2 separate regions of the Homo sapiens genome follow, and region 2 is linked to region 1. Evidence: read pairs that join two places in POLR2A ChIA-PET (ENCODE). Cell type or tissue: Panc1. All regions are shown on one strand. Each heading gives the region's core, and the rest is flanking DNA. Links, peaks and the distances in the headings are about the cores only.

Evidence for each region. ChIA-PET counts read pairs that join two places held together with the same protein. Peaks named below come from ENCODE experiments on the same cell type or tissue, not always from the same donor. Only the 100,000 strongest peaks of a DNase experiment are listed, where the experiment ranks them.
Region 2: POLR2A ChIA-PET joins it to region 1 with 6 read pairs; 1 of 35 experiments calls an interaction of 5 or more read pairs at or near these places.

What each region holds. Positions count from the first base shown.
Region 1 is chr5:144,154,700-144,158,248 of GRCh38, forward strand. It overlaps YIPF5 (Yip1 domain family member 5), which reads right to left. Exons shown (of 6, transcript NM_030799.9): 6 at 3,463-3,549. Among named protein-coding and RNA genes, the nearest start is that of YIPF5, 14 kb to the right of the region's middle. In Panc1, for the core only: no CTCF peak of the experiment used is centred there; a DNase peak (open chromatin) is centred at 2,319.
Region 2 is chr5:143,263,495-143,267,066 of GRCh38, forward strand. No RefSeq gene overlaps it. Among named protein-coding and RNA genes, the nearest start is that of ARHGAP26-IT1, 73 kb to the left of the region's middle. In Panc1, for the core only: no CTCF peak of the experiment used is centred there; no DNase peak of the experiment used is centred there; H3K27ac peaks cover 202 bases.

The DNA.
Region 1 (3,549 bases), core at 1,050-3,549:
ATAATAATCCCCATAATGGAATGCTAAGTTTAAAAACAAGAGACTTTGAAAACATTATGTAAACTCAAAGGTGCCAGAAACAAAAGGCCACATAGTGCATGCTTCCATTTCTATGAGATGTCCAGAATAAGCAGATCCAGAGACAGAAAAAAGATTAGTAGTCGCCAGGGTATGAAGGGGAAAATTGAGAGATAAAGGGAATTTTTGCGGGCAGTGGGGGGTGATAGAAATATTCTGAAAATAGTGGTGGGTGATGATTGTACAACATTGTGAATATGCTAAAAAACATTGAATTGTACACTTTAAAATGGTTAAAATGGTAAATTTTGTTATATGTTATATATATTTTATTGAATTTCAATTCAATAAAAACAAACTTAAAAGGTAAGTGCATGTATGTATTAATGTGTACACAAGTCACTAGGAAGAATTGGGTACCTGTGTGTATAGTCTGATAAAATGTATGCTAATCTATTTAAAGGCAGTTATGTGGGGAATGAAATTTGGGGATAGAGGGGCAATTTCACTTGTTCAGTATTAATATTCTTCTGGGAAAAGGTACTATATATATTTTTGTCTTTATTAAAATCTATCCTAAAACCCTTCTCTTGAACTCTAGAAACATAGATGTTCTGGTGGTTGCTCTGCCTCCCATTCCCCTTTCCATGTTTTTTAAAAAGTTTATTAACATATAATTTACATACCACAAAATCCACCTATTTTAGTATACACTTAAAATTTAGTTAGTAAACATACAGTTGTGCAGCCATCACCACTCAAAAAGTTCCCTCCTGCCTCATTTGCCGTCAGTCTCCACTACCACCTCCTGGTAACTATTTATCTGCTTTGTCTTTATAGATTGGCCTTTTCTAGATATTCATATAAATGGAATCATATGATATGTGGCCTTTTGTATTTGGCTTTTTCTTTTACTTGGCATATTTCTGAGGGTCATCCATTTTGAAATAGATTATCAATAATCTGCTTTTTATTGCTGTGTGAAGGTATTATCAAGATGACAGTGTACCTAGAAAAGGAAATAAAGATTATACATTTAGAAAACTAAAAATTAAAACACAGAAAACAAAAAGGCTTTTAGTGCCATTCATTGCCTAAAGACTACCAAGTTCTCCAATATTATCAGACCATGAAACTGATAACTGAAAGCAAACGTGTCATTAAATTTTACAGACACTCCTTTGCGTTATATTCTAACTAGGAAAATAGAAAATAACTATTTTTTCTGTTTGTAGGAAAATAAAAGTCATCCAACTAGATTAAAAGTATAATTTACAAGCATGTTAAATGTTTCTGCTGAGTACTTATTTGTTTTCTCATTTTTTTCTTTATTCATGTGTGTGCCACAAGTGCTGATAAGCTATTGAAAACACCTTAATGCATAATTAATCACTCTGCAAGCAATCAGCAGATTTAGTGCTAGTTGCAGAAATAAACCAAATTCATACATGCAAGGTAAGCCTAATTAGTTAAGCTCACAAAAAAATGTAATATCCGATTTTTGGAACCTAATGTGCTCAAGAAAGTATTTGTGCTTTTAAATTAGAACAGCTCTCTATTTAATTAGTCCTCATTTGAGTATGTAATCATTTTAATTTATTTACACAAACACAGGACATTGTGCTCCATCAGCAGATAATGTTCTTCATTAACCAGAGTAGGAACTTTGTGCTCAAGGGCAGCAGAAATATTTCCACCTGTGATGCAAAATCAGAACTGCATACTATCAAACTGCATTCTTTGGTTTTGATGGTCACCATCCTAAGATACATATTTGTTAATAATAACATAAGTTTAAGTACTCTACCAATCCATAGAAATTGACAATTTAAATATTTAATGTTTCATTTTACCTATTGCCCAGTTACAAAATGGATATTTAATTATTAATGAACAAATTAACTTACTGAAATTCAAGTATTAGTAATGTACTACAATTCAAACTTCAATAATTTGGATGGTGGAGAAGCAGAGTTAATTTTTTAAAAAGTTAATTCTTTCTTCATTAGGGGTGCAAAGTAATGATAGCCTAGATTGTAGAGAGTGGGGAGGCTAGGTTTTATTCAGACTGTATAAAAACAAACACTGTATGCTTGGCAGGGTAATGACATCATTCTTATGTATTCATTAAAGCACATAAAGCAATTCTTCCTTAAGGCGTTTCCAACAACCTTGAAACCTTGTTACTGGCACACTGCTTCCGATAAATCCTAAATACACTCTAAAAAGATAAAGAGACACTCTCATTAACTCATCTGCAGTATGTTTTTGCTACTAAATAACAGTTGAAATTTGACATGTCACAAAATGAGTCAGTGGATAGCATGTGAGGGCAGCTTTAACATGAGGAATTGTTTGGGTAGGAGGCTTGCTCTAGGTAGTATTTTGAAGGAAGGCCCAGGGCTAGTCTTTGGTAAGTATGCTTCATTGTACAATCTGTACCATGAGAGCTGCTATATTGTTTTGAAAACTTTCCATACTACTTTATGAAAGGCTAAATACTTGCTATATACAACTTTTTTTTTGTTTTCTTCCCACAAAGAAAGAGAAACAACTTGTCTGAGTAACTACATCAGATCTGCTTTATATAACAGCATGGCAAATGTAGCCTTGATTTCCCATAACTCTTCATGATATAGAGCATCTCTACAGAATAATATTTTAACTTGTACAATTTCCCTTTACCCAAAGTTTAAAATTCTTCCATTTATGTGAAAGAAAACTAGTGTATAGTTCACATCAGAAAGGCTCCCTTTTTCTGTAGGTAGTAAGTACTGCAAGCATAATTGCATAATTTTAACTTTAGAGACAACTGACTTAGCTTTGGAGCATATTTGAGTTTAGCAATGCCTATTAAGGTTAAAAATACAAATTTGCAAAATACCAAATGTACAATGCTAAATTCTATCCCAAATCATGTCATTAGATACATTTTAAAAAACTCTCTTTGATTAGGTGGCCACTATCCAAGGATAGTATCTTAAGATTTCTAGAACTTTGCATAATCTGCCTAACTATAACTGGAAAAAGAATGTCTATTTCCATAAGCCTAGTTATACAGCTCTTGAAAATACCCATTGGTAAACACAGTATTATAGCAATGCTATAAAATATACATTTACTCCATATGTAAAGTCAACTACATGATCTTGGCATGTATACATGTATGAGTAACACACTAGTGTTAAGTCAATTTGCCACTCCACTCACAAGTACAGTATTTGGAGATAAGGCGTGTTTCAGTCTGTTACCCCCACGATGAGTTTCAGTTACTCAATGACAATCACTGGATGAGCTTTTAGCTATGGTGTCTCTAGTGTTTAAAGATACCTGCATGCTTTTAGTATAAAATGGGCCTAAAGCAAGGCAGGTAATCTACCTGGTACTTAACTGAAGAAACCAATCTATTCCAATGATAGACAAAAAAAAAGCGCCACATAGTACTTTTTGAGACACAGTACAACAGTCTTTAATGTATATATAAATATGCCTACATAACAGAGTTTGATAAGAGAAGTTTTGGCTATATAC
Region 2 (3,572 bases), core at 352-2,851, 890 kb before region 1:
TTTCTTTGTTAATACTAAAATTTATGTTGACCGTATGATTCACAAACTTTTGACATTATGTTATCTCCTTGTGGTGGTTACATTATCCCTTTGAAGACAGATATTAATATTCTTCTTGTATATATGAAAAATATACTCAGAAAGATTAACAATTGCCCAAGGATTCACAACTAATAAGTTGCTCATGTAGGCTTTCGATTTCATTTCTCTTGATTTTTTTCCCTCACAGCTGTGAACCCCGTATATCTGAGACAGGTCTCAGTTAATTTAGAAAGATTTTTTTGCCAAGGCCTGTCATGACACAGCCTCAGCAGGTCCTGACCACATATGCCCAAGGTGGTCAGAATACAGTTTGGTTTTATACATTTTAGGGAGACATGAGACATCGATAAACACATGTAAGATGAACATTGGTTCAGTCTGGAAAAGGTGGGACAACTCCAAGTGGGGAGGGGGCTTCCAGGTCATAGGTAGATAAGAGACAAATGGTTGCATTCTTTTGAGTTTCTGATTAGCCTCTCCAAAGGAGGCAATCAGATATGCATTTATCTCTGTGAGCAGAGAGATGACTGATTAGAATGAGAGGCAGGTTTGCCCTAAGCAGTTCCCAGCTTGACTTTTCCCTTTAGCTTAGTGATTTTGGGGCCCCAATATTTATTTTCCTTTCTCACAGAACTCTCTTCTAAATGTAGAATGTTCTCTTAACAAATATAAAAATGATGATATTAATACAATTCTCAATAGTTGCTCTTACTGCTTTAGTGATATGAGAAAACAAAAATTTAACTTAAAGTCTCAGTAACATCTGCATTTACAAGTCTCTGGTCTACCAAAACACCCATTCACTTAGAATAGTGCTAGGCCCTGGAGAAACAGCTGGGTCAAGACATGGCCCTGGCTGGGTGTTGTGGCTCACACCTAGCACTTTCGGAGGCTGAGGTGGGTGGATTGCTTGAGCCCAGGAGTTCAAGACCAGCCTGGGCAATTAAACCTTGTCTCTACAAAAATTAGCTGTGAGTGGTGGCATGCACCTGTAGTCCCAGCTACTTGGGAGGCAGAGGCAGGAGGATCATTTGAGCCCAGGAGGTGGAGGTTGCAGTGAGCTGAAATTGTGCTATGGCACTCCAGCCTGGGTGACAGAGTGAGACCCTGCCTCAAAAAAAAAAAAAAAGTATATGGCCCTGTTGGTGAGAAGATCTCACTTTAGGGAGTGTAGACAAATCAATTGACTGTAATGTGTGTGCTGGATGCTGTAAAAGAGATGTGTCTTGTGGTATACAGGGGAGGGGATGGGCCCTGGAAAAGCCTTCCCTAAGATGATGTGTATGAAAGAACCAGATCAGAGAATGGCAGTTCAGGTAGAGGTAGCTCTATGAGCTGAATGGTATGGAGGACCAGAGGAGATGTCGACTGGAAATTTCAAGTGGTCTCAATGATGCAAACTTGGGGTGTATTTGCATATATTGAGTTAAAAGTTTGTGTTGGGGAAGATGGAACAGAAAATAGGCCTAAAGAGGTAAGTTAAGACTAATTTGAGAAGGGCCTTGCCAAATGTCTTTGGTTTTCTATTCAATCTATGGAAAAGCATCAGAGGCTTTTGAATGGGAGACCTGCATGATCAGATCTGATTTAGAAAGAAAATGGAAAGCGGTGGTGAGGATGGTTTGTGGTGCAGTGAGAAAACAATCAGGACAATCAGTTGAAGGTTTTTGCTGTGACTCAGGTGAGGAATAATAAGGACCTGTATGGCAGAGCTAGTGGTACTTTAAAAAAAAGACAGGTATTCCAGGTTTTTTAGTTGGCAAGTAGAATTTTCATATGTTAGTGATGGTCACAGTTTGTAACCTGAGAATGTTTATTTGAGCTATTTTCTAGTTCTTAATGTTCTTTACTAAAGAAGGACATCTAAGTCTGTGACTTACTGATTTTTTTCTAAAGGCAGTATTTGTTGGCTCACGGAAGTTGCAGATTGCCTTACAGAGAACTCTGATTCTGCAAGTTTGAGGGTTTTTTGCATTTGTTTTTAAACTTCAAATTTATTGAGACCTAATTTACATACAGTAAAATTCACCCTATTTAGTGTAGAGTTCACAGTTTTGACAAACATATATCGTCAAGTATGTAACTACCACCACAATCAAGGTATCAACCTATAAAGTTCTTTCCTGTGCCTTTGTAGTCAGCTGCCTCCTCTAACCCCCAGCACCTGGCAACCACTGATGTGATTTCTGTTCCTATGGATTTGCCCTTATTTACATAATATCACATAGATGGAATCATACAGTATGAAACCTTTTGTGTCTGACTTCTTTCACTTAGCATAGTACTTATGAGATTCATTCATGTTAATGCATGTACCAATTATTCACGTTGACTGCTGAGTAGTATTTCCTTGTAGGAATATACCACAAATTATTTATCTTTTCATTTGTTGATGGATGTTTTTATTGTGTCCACTTTTTAACTGTTGTAAGTAAAGCTGCTGTGAACATTCATGTACAAATGAACACATCTTTACATGGACATATAATACTTTTGGGTTAGTACCTAGAGGTTGAAAGTCTAGATTATATGGGAGATGTATATTTAACTTTTTACGAAACCACCATACTGTTTGTCATAGCAGTTGTACCATTGTAGATTCTCATCAGTAGTGTATCAGAGTTCCCCTTCCTCCACATCTTCACCAACACTTGGTATGGTCAGTCTTTTAAATTTAGCGTTGTAATAGGTACATAGTGATATCTCATTGGGTTTAGTTTGTATTTCTCTAATGACTAATAATGATCATCTTTTTATGTGTCTATTCTCTATCTGCATTTCTTCTTGGTGAAGAATCTATTTAAATATTTTGCCCATTTTTGTGGGGTGAGGATTTTTTTTTCTTATTTTTGAGCTTTGAGAGTTCTTTACATATTCCAGACACACAAGGTTTTTTTTTTTTTTTTTAAATCAGGTTTATGCTTTGCAAAGATTTTTCTCACAATTTTTGGCTTGTCTTTTCATTCCCATAAAATTGTCTTTTGAAGAGTAGATATTTTAAATTTTGATGAAGTCCAGTTTATCAATTTTTTAAATGAATTATGTTTTTAGGGTCATGTCTAAGCAATTTTTGCCTAACCCAAGGTCACAAAGATTTTCTCCATTGGTTTATTCACCAGTTTTATAGTTTTAGATTTTACATTCACGTCTTTTTTCCATTTTGAGTTAATTTTTGTATATGATGTGACCTATGGATCCAAGTTCATTTTTAAAAACATACTTAGCTAATTCTCACAGCACATTTGGTTAAAAAAAGGTTATTCTTTATTGCATTGCCTTTTTAAAGGCTATTTTTTAAAGAGAGGTTTTAGGTTCACAGCAAAATTAAGAAGAAGGTACAGAGATTTCCCGTATACTCCCTGCCCCCCAAATCTGTAGCTTCTCCATTATCGTCTCACCATGAGAGAGATAGATTTATTGCAACTCATGAACGTATATTGATACATCATTATCACCCAAAGTCCATAATTTACGTTAGGGTTCATTCTCGGTATTGGACATTCTTTATGTTTAGACAAATGTATGATGGC